2 separate regions of the Homo sapiens genome follow, and region 1 is linked to region 2. A link is a contact called in ENCODE Hi-C or POLR2A ChIA-PET data. All regions are on one chromosome and are shown on one strand. Each heading gives the region's core, a stretch centred on a gene start or an enhancer-like site at or near the end of the contact. The rest is flanking DNA. Distances are from core to core; before and after follow the strand shown.

What was found. A loop is a pair of places that touch in the nucleus more often than their neighbours do. ChIA-PET counts read pairs that join two places held with the same protein, here RNA polymerase II (POLR2A). Pooled maps may share reads with other maps.
Region 1: a loop to region 2 is called in a pooled map, with 3 times the contacts of the local background. The contact joins the enhancer-like site here to the promoter of KCTD13 in region 2. A Hi-C loop is called at or near these places in 1 of 50 pooled maps. POLR2A ChIA-PET finds 5 or more read pairs at or near these places in 3 of 52 experiments (T-cell, WTC11 and activated CD4-positive, alpha-beta T cell).

The regions. Positions count from the first base shown.
Region 1 is chr16:30,632,962-30,635,827 of GRCh38, reverse strand. No RefSeq gene overlaps it. Among named protein-coding and RNA genes, the nearest start is that of PRR14, 17 kb to the left of the region's middle. RefSeq lists enhancers at 460-1,410, 1,411-2,362. Within about 2 kb of position 1,472, at least 38 of the 41 ENCODE cell types and tissues checked have a DNase peak (open chromatin) inside an H3K27ac peak, as active enhancers do.
Region 2 is chr16:29,924,784-29,927,878 of GRCh38, reverse strand. KCTD13 (potassium channel tetramerization domain containing 13) reads left to right here and starts at 1,653. Exons shown (of 6, transcript NM_178863.5): 1 at 1,653-2,089. The coding sequence starts at 1,846. It overlaps KCTD13-DT (KCTD13 divergent transcript), which reads right to left and starts at 1,656. Exons shown (of 3, transcript XR_001752362.2): 1 at 197-1,656; 2 at 1-112. RefSeq lists a silencer at 1,748-1,987.

The DNA.
Region 1 (2,866 bases), core at 223-2,722, 710 kb before region 2:
TTCTCCTGCCTCAGCCTCCCGAGTAAGTGGGATTACAGGCATGCGTCACCACGCCCGGCTAATTTTGTATTTTTAGTAGAGACGGGGTTTCACAATGTTGGTCGGGCTGGTCTTGAACTCCTCACCTCAGGTGATCCGCCCGCCTCAGACTCCCAGAGTGCTGGGATTACAGGTGTGAACCACCGTGCCCTGCCTGGATGGGGATAGTTTTGTAAACTATAGAGTGCCCCCAATTTTTAGTAAAGTTACAAAGAATTTTCACACATTTTGAGTTTTATGGAGCTAGAATGCACATCACAAATACACCTATTTGAAGTGTACAATTCAATTTTTGTGCTAGCATGAAAATTTTAGTGCACTTTCATGACCACAAAAAGAAACTGCATATTCATTAGCATTCACTCCCCATTCCCCCTAGTCCTTCTTTTTTTCCCTGGGCCATAGCGTCTGGCCAATGAAACGGATTTTTGTGCTAGCGCGGCCACAATCAGTACTAGTACATTTTCATCACCCCAGAAAGAACCTCTGTATTTATTAGCATTCACTCCCCTTTCCCCGAGTCCTTCTATAGATTTGTGTATTCTAGATATTTCATATTTTATAAAACACCTTCACACATTTTTACTTGACTTCCAGGATTTTTCTTTTCTCTCTTTTTTTTTTTTGAGACAGAATTCCGCTCTTGTTGCCCAGGCTGGAGTGCAATGGCGCGATCTCGGCTCACCACAACCTCTGCCTCCCGGGTTAAAGCGATTCTCCTGCCTCAGCCTCCAGAGTAGCTGGGATTACAGGCATGCGCCACTACGCCCGGCTAATTTAGTAGAGACGGGGTTTCTCCATGTTGGTCAGGTTGGTCTCGAAGTGTGATCCGCTCAAAGTGCTGGGATTACAGGCGTGAGCCACCGTGCCCAGTCCAGGAGGATTTTTCTTTGTAAGAACCTTTTACAATGATCTGTGGGGGTCCATCCCTCCTATTTTACAGGAGAAAATAGACGGTTATCTAGGCTTTGTGAGTGCCAAGTTCGCACGCGGCTTTCGACTCCGTGGCTACATTGTCGGGCCGGGATTTCGCGATTTCGAGGAGGGATGCTCGGCCTCCTCCTACTAGCGTGGTTGGGGCCTCGGCCAGGGCCGAGTTCCGCGGGGGAGAGCCCCAGGGTTCTGCCACCGCACCGTTGACCTAGAATGCACGTGGGGACAGCCAAAGGTCCAGTCTCCAGTCTCGGAACCCGCGGGCCCCCGAACACGTCTGCCTGCTTGGTCTTCTTTGAACCCAAGTCCCACCGCCCACCAGGATCCTAATGACGCCGGCCTGGGGAACTCCCACGCACGCGCCGTTCAAACGCCCCGCCCTCCGCGGCCCAATCACCGCACACCTTGTTTGGACGTTCGACCAGAAGCGTCCTATCAGCGAGCGCGATCCTAGAGACTGACCAGGATCCGTGACGCCCGTTCGGGTGGGCAGTGCCAGTGCGCTGAAGGGCAAGCCTCAGGGGAAGCTTGTTCCTTATTTAGTAAGATTAGCTTGACTAAGGGAGCGAAGGGCGTCACACTGCTTTTGGAAACAGGTGGTGAGGCTGGCGTCGCCATGTTTTCTAAGGGACTTTCTCAGGATCAGATCCAAGAGTGGTCCTTTAGGGCTTTTTTTTTTTTTTTTTGAGACGTTGTCTCGCCCTGTCACCCAGGCTGGAGTGCAGTGGCGCGATCTCGGCTCAGTGCAACTTCCGTCTCTCGGGTTCAAGCAATTCTCCTGCCTCAGCCTCCAGGGTAACTGCGATTACAGGCTCCCGCCACCACGCCAGGCTAATTTTTGTATTTTAAGTAGAGACGGGATTTCACCATATTGGCCAGGCTGGTCTTGAACCCCTGACTTCCAGTGATCCGCCAACCTCAGCCTCCCAAAGGGGCTTTTAAATGTAAGGGCCGCGCAGGGGCTCCGGGTAGGGCATGAAAGGTTGGGAGGGGCCCTAGCCATTGTCTTTTTTGTTATTGTTAAGGCTGACTTTTTTTAGGCTGTCGCCCATTCTAGAATGCAGCGGCGTGATCTTGGCTCACTGCAGCCTCGACTTCCCTGGCTCAAGTGATCCTCCCACCTCAGCCTCCCGAGTTGCTGGGACCACAGGTGCCACACCGCGCCCGCTTAATTTTTTTTTCTTTATATATATTTTTTTGTAGTGACGGGGTTTCGAACTCCAGGACTCAACGGAGCCTCCCATCTCAGACTCTGGGTGAGATTATAGGCGTTAACCATGACTCCCTACCCAGTATAAACTCAAACACACCAGGCGCAGCAGCTCACGCCTGTAATCCCAGCACTTTGGGAGGTGAAGGCAGGTGGATCACCTGAAGTCAGGAGTTCGAGACCAGCCTGGCCAACATGGCGAAATCCCGTCTCTACTAACAATAACAAAAATTAGCTGGGCGTGGTGGCAGGCGCCTGTAATACCAGAGATTCAGGAGGCTGAGGCAGGAGAATCGCTTGAACCCAGGAGGTGGAGGTTGCAGCCAGCCAAGATCGTGCCATTGCACTCCAGCTGGGGCAACAAGAGTGAAACTCTGTCTCAAAAAAACAAAAACAAAAGCAAATAAAATATTGCTGGGCGCGGTGGCTCACACCTGTAATCCCAGCAGTTTGGGAGGCCAAGGCGGGCGGATCACTTGAGGTCAGGAGTTTGAAACCAGCCTGGCCAACATGGTAAAAACCTTTTCTCTACTAAAAATACAAAAAAATTAGCCCAGCGTGGCAGTGGATGCCTGTAATCCCAGCTACTTGGGAGGCTGAGACAGGAGAATCCCTTGAACTCGGGAGGTGGAGGTTGCAGTGAGCCGAGATCATGCCATTGCACTCCAGCCCGGGCGACAGAGC
Region 2 (3,095 bases), core at 404-2,903:
CATGATGGTGGGTGCCTGTAATCCCAGATACTCTGGAAGCTGAGGCAGGAGAATCGCTTGAACCTGGAGGTGGAGGTTGTGGTAAGCCAAGATTGCATCACTGCACTCCAGCCTGGGTAACAGAGCAAGACTTCATTTCAAAAACAAAACAAAACAAACAAAAACAACAACCAAAAAAAAAGCAGCAGTAACTTACGCTGTGGGAGAGAGGATTGTGTTGGTAATTTTTGTGGTTTGGACAATGTTCTTGTTTCTGTATTGAGGCTTTATTATGGAATGGTCTTTTTCTAGATCAGTCAGAGAGTGACCTTGTCTGATGTTTTTTGTGAAATTATTTTGCTCAACAGGACACCACCATGGCCGTGCTGTTGGTGCCAGGTCAGCTCCTAGCAACATCAAGGCTTCTGGAGTGAGGGTGCAAACCAGCTCCCAGCTGGCAGCAGTTGCTTTTCTCTTTTACACCGCCACACTCGAAATCAGAAAATTGGCAACCCCTTTGGTAGAACATGAGCTCCCGGTCACTACAGGCCCATTTATACCCAGTAACAGGCCCAGGTCACACATTTACACTCCGACCTTCCTCCTGCGTGTGCATCCCTTACACCAACCACGCCCAGAGAAAAGTCACTCGTCTAGCATCTCCCAGGGACCTGCTGGCAGGGCTGAAGATAGAACTCTGACTCTGTGTTTTCCCTCCAGCAACCCCCCTTGCTAGACATTAAGACAGATTGTTAAATCCCTGATGTATCGGCTTCTAAACTGGATGCAGATCGGGTCAGATAAAAACACTTCTCAGTGCACCTTCTTGTCAACAGTGGGTTCCTATCTATTCTTCTTTCTTTTGGGATTGGGTGCTAGGTCCCACGACATTAGCTGGGATTCTAAGACCTTTGCTCAGCTGCTGCGGCCACCACTGACACGCCCTCTGCTCCTCAAATACGGAGAACAGTTCAGTGTTCCTGCCTGAGGATCTCTGCATTTGCCTTCCCTCTGCCTGGAACTCTTCCCTCACATCCGCTTCCCAGCTTCAGCTCGGCATCACCTCCTCAGAGAGGCCTTCCATCCTTGGTGCCCGGGCACCACTGCTACCCGTTTTGGCCTCTGTTTTTTTTTTTTTTTTCAAAGGACGTTATGTTGCCCAGGCTAGAGTGCAACGGTCCGATCACGGATTACTGCAGCTTCCAACTCCTGGCTTCAAGCGCTCCTTCTGCCTCGGCCTCCCGAGTAGCTAGGCTTACAGGCTGGGGTTACAGGTGTGAGCCACAGCGCCCGGCCGCTTTGGCCTCCTTTAAGAGCTTCCCTCCGCGCTTTGTTCGCAGTTCTGGTCACAGTCTGTTCAGTGCGCGGGGCTGGGAGGCGGGAAACTGCCCAATGCCCAGACCTCTCTGTCTGTTTCCCCTCAAGCTCGTGAAGCTCTCTGACAGCAGAGACCCAATCACGAGGTGGAGACTTCGCTTTCCACATCGGGCAGGGGGTCGGCCGCATCCTCGATCTGGTCCTGGTGACTCGAGACCAGAGAGGAGCGCACGTCGACCCGCCCGGGGAACCCGCAGGCCACACGCCAAACCTCTACGGGATCCCCCAGCGAGGCCACTGCGCATGCTCCATACTCGCAGCCCCGCCCCCATTCAGGGGCGGGGCCGCGCCTGCGCAGCTGCCCGGCGCCGGCTTCCGGGTGGTGCGAGCGAGATGGGGCGGAGGGCCGGTCTTGCAGAGTAGCTGCGGTGAGTGGGCGTGTGCGCCGAGCGGTCTGGCCCAAGGGCTGGGGGCCGGCCGAGGGTCTTCGGGAGCAGGCCGCAGGGCGCGGAGAGATCCTGGGATCGCCGTCCGCCGCTGCTACCCGGCATGTCGGCGGAGGCCTCGGGCCCGGCTGCCGCCGCGGCCCCGTCCCTGGAAGCCCCCAAGCCCTCGGGTCTCGAGCCTGGCCCCGCCGCCTACGGTCTCAAGCCGCTGACCCCGAACAGCAAATACGTGAAGCTGAACGTGGGCGGCTCGTTGCACTACACCACGCTGCGCACCCTCACGGGACAGGACACCATGCTCAAAGCCATGTTCAGCGGCCGCGTGGAGGTGCTGACCGATGCCGGAGGTACGAGCGGCGCCCCTACCGTGCCCCCACCCCAGACCCCCAACTCCCGTTCCCCGCAGTCTCTCACCACCGGGGCTCCTCATGCCCCTTCTCTCTGCCCGCTACTGTCCAGTCAACTCATTCTCAGCTCCCTCCAGCCCCCACATCCCATCTCCTCCCCTTTCTCATTCATAATTTCTCTTCTCCTCCCCCAATCCTTTACCCCCAGCAATAACCAACACTTACGGAACCCCTAACTGCCAGGCGCTGTGGTAAGTGATTGAACGTGTCAGTTCATAATCCTCATGACCACCTCTCCCACCCTTCACCCCTCAGCTCAAGACTTGGGAACTAGCCCTGCTGCCTGCAGTACTACTCCTGGCAGCCTTCCTCAGTTTCTTCCGACTGCCCAGCCTTTTGTTTCCCTCTCTGCTTCAGAACTGCTCACAGCCAGCCAGGAGAGCTGGGAGATCTTGTTTGCCTCTGTGTTCCCCTGACACAGGTCCCTGTACACTCTAGGAATCCACCTGTATACACACATTGCAGAAGGAGGCTGCTTTGGGTTTGCCAGGGACACCAGAGTGGAGGGTGGACAGGTCTCCTTGGCAGGTGAACCTTACCTTCTTGGAGTGTTGCATTCAAGTATGGACCCTTCGTGCCCAAGTGAGACTTTGAAGTTTTGGAGTTTGGGAGTGGGAGAGTCTTAAGGGAGGGGTTAACGAGGACTGTGAGAGCAGGAGAATAAAAATTTGAGAGGCGGAGATCTGCCTTCAAGTATCAAAGGTGAAGAATTCGGCCAGGTGCGGTGGCTCACGCCTTTAATCCCAGCACTTTGGGAGGCCGAGGCGGTGGATCACCTGAGGTCAGGAGTTCGAGACCAGCCTGACCAATATGGCGAAACCCCGTCTCTACTAAAAATACAAAAATTAGCCGGGCGTGGTGGTGTGCGCCTGTAGCCCAGCTACTCGGGAGGCTGAGACAGGAGAATCGCTTGAACCTGGGAGGCGGAGGTTGCAGTGAGCCGAGA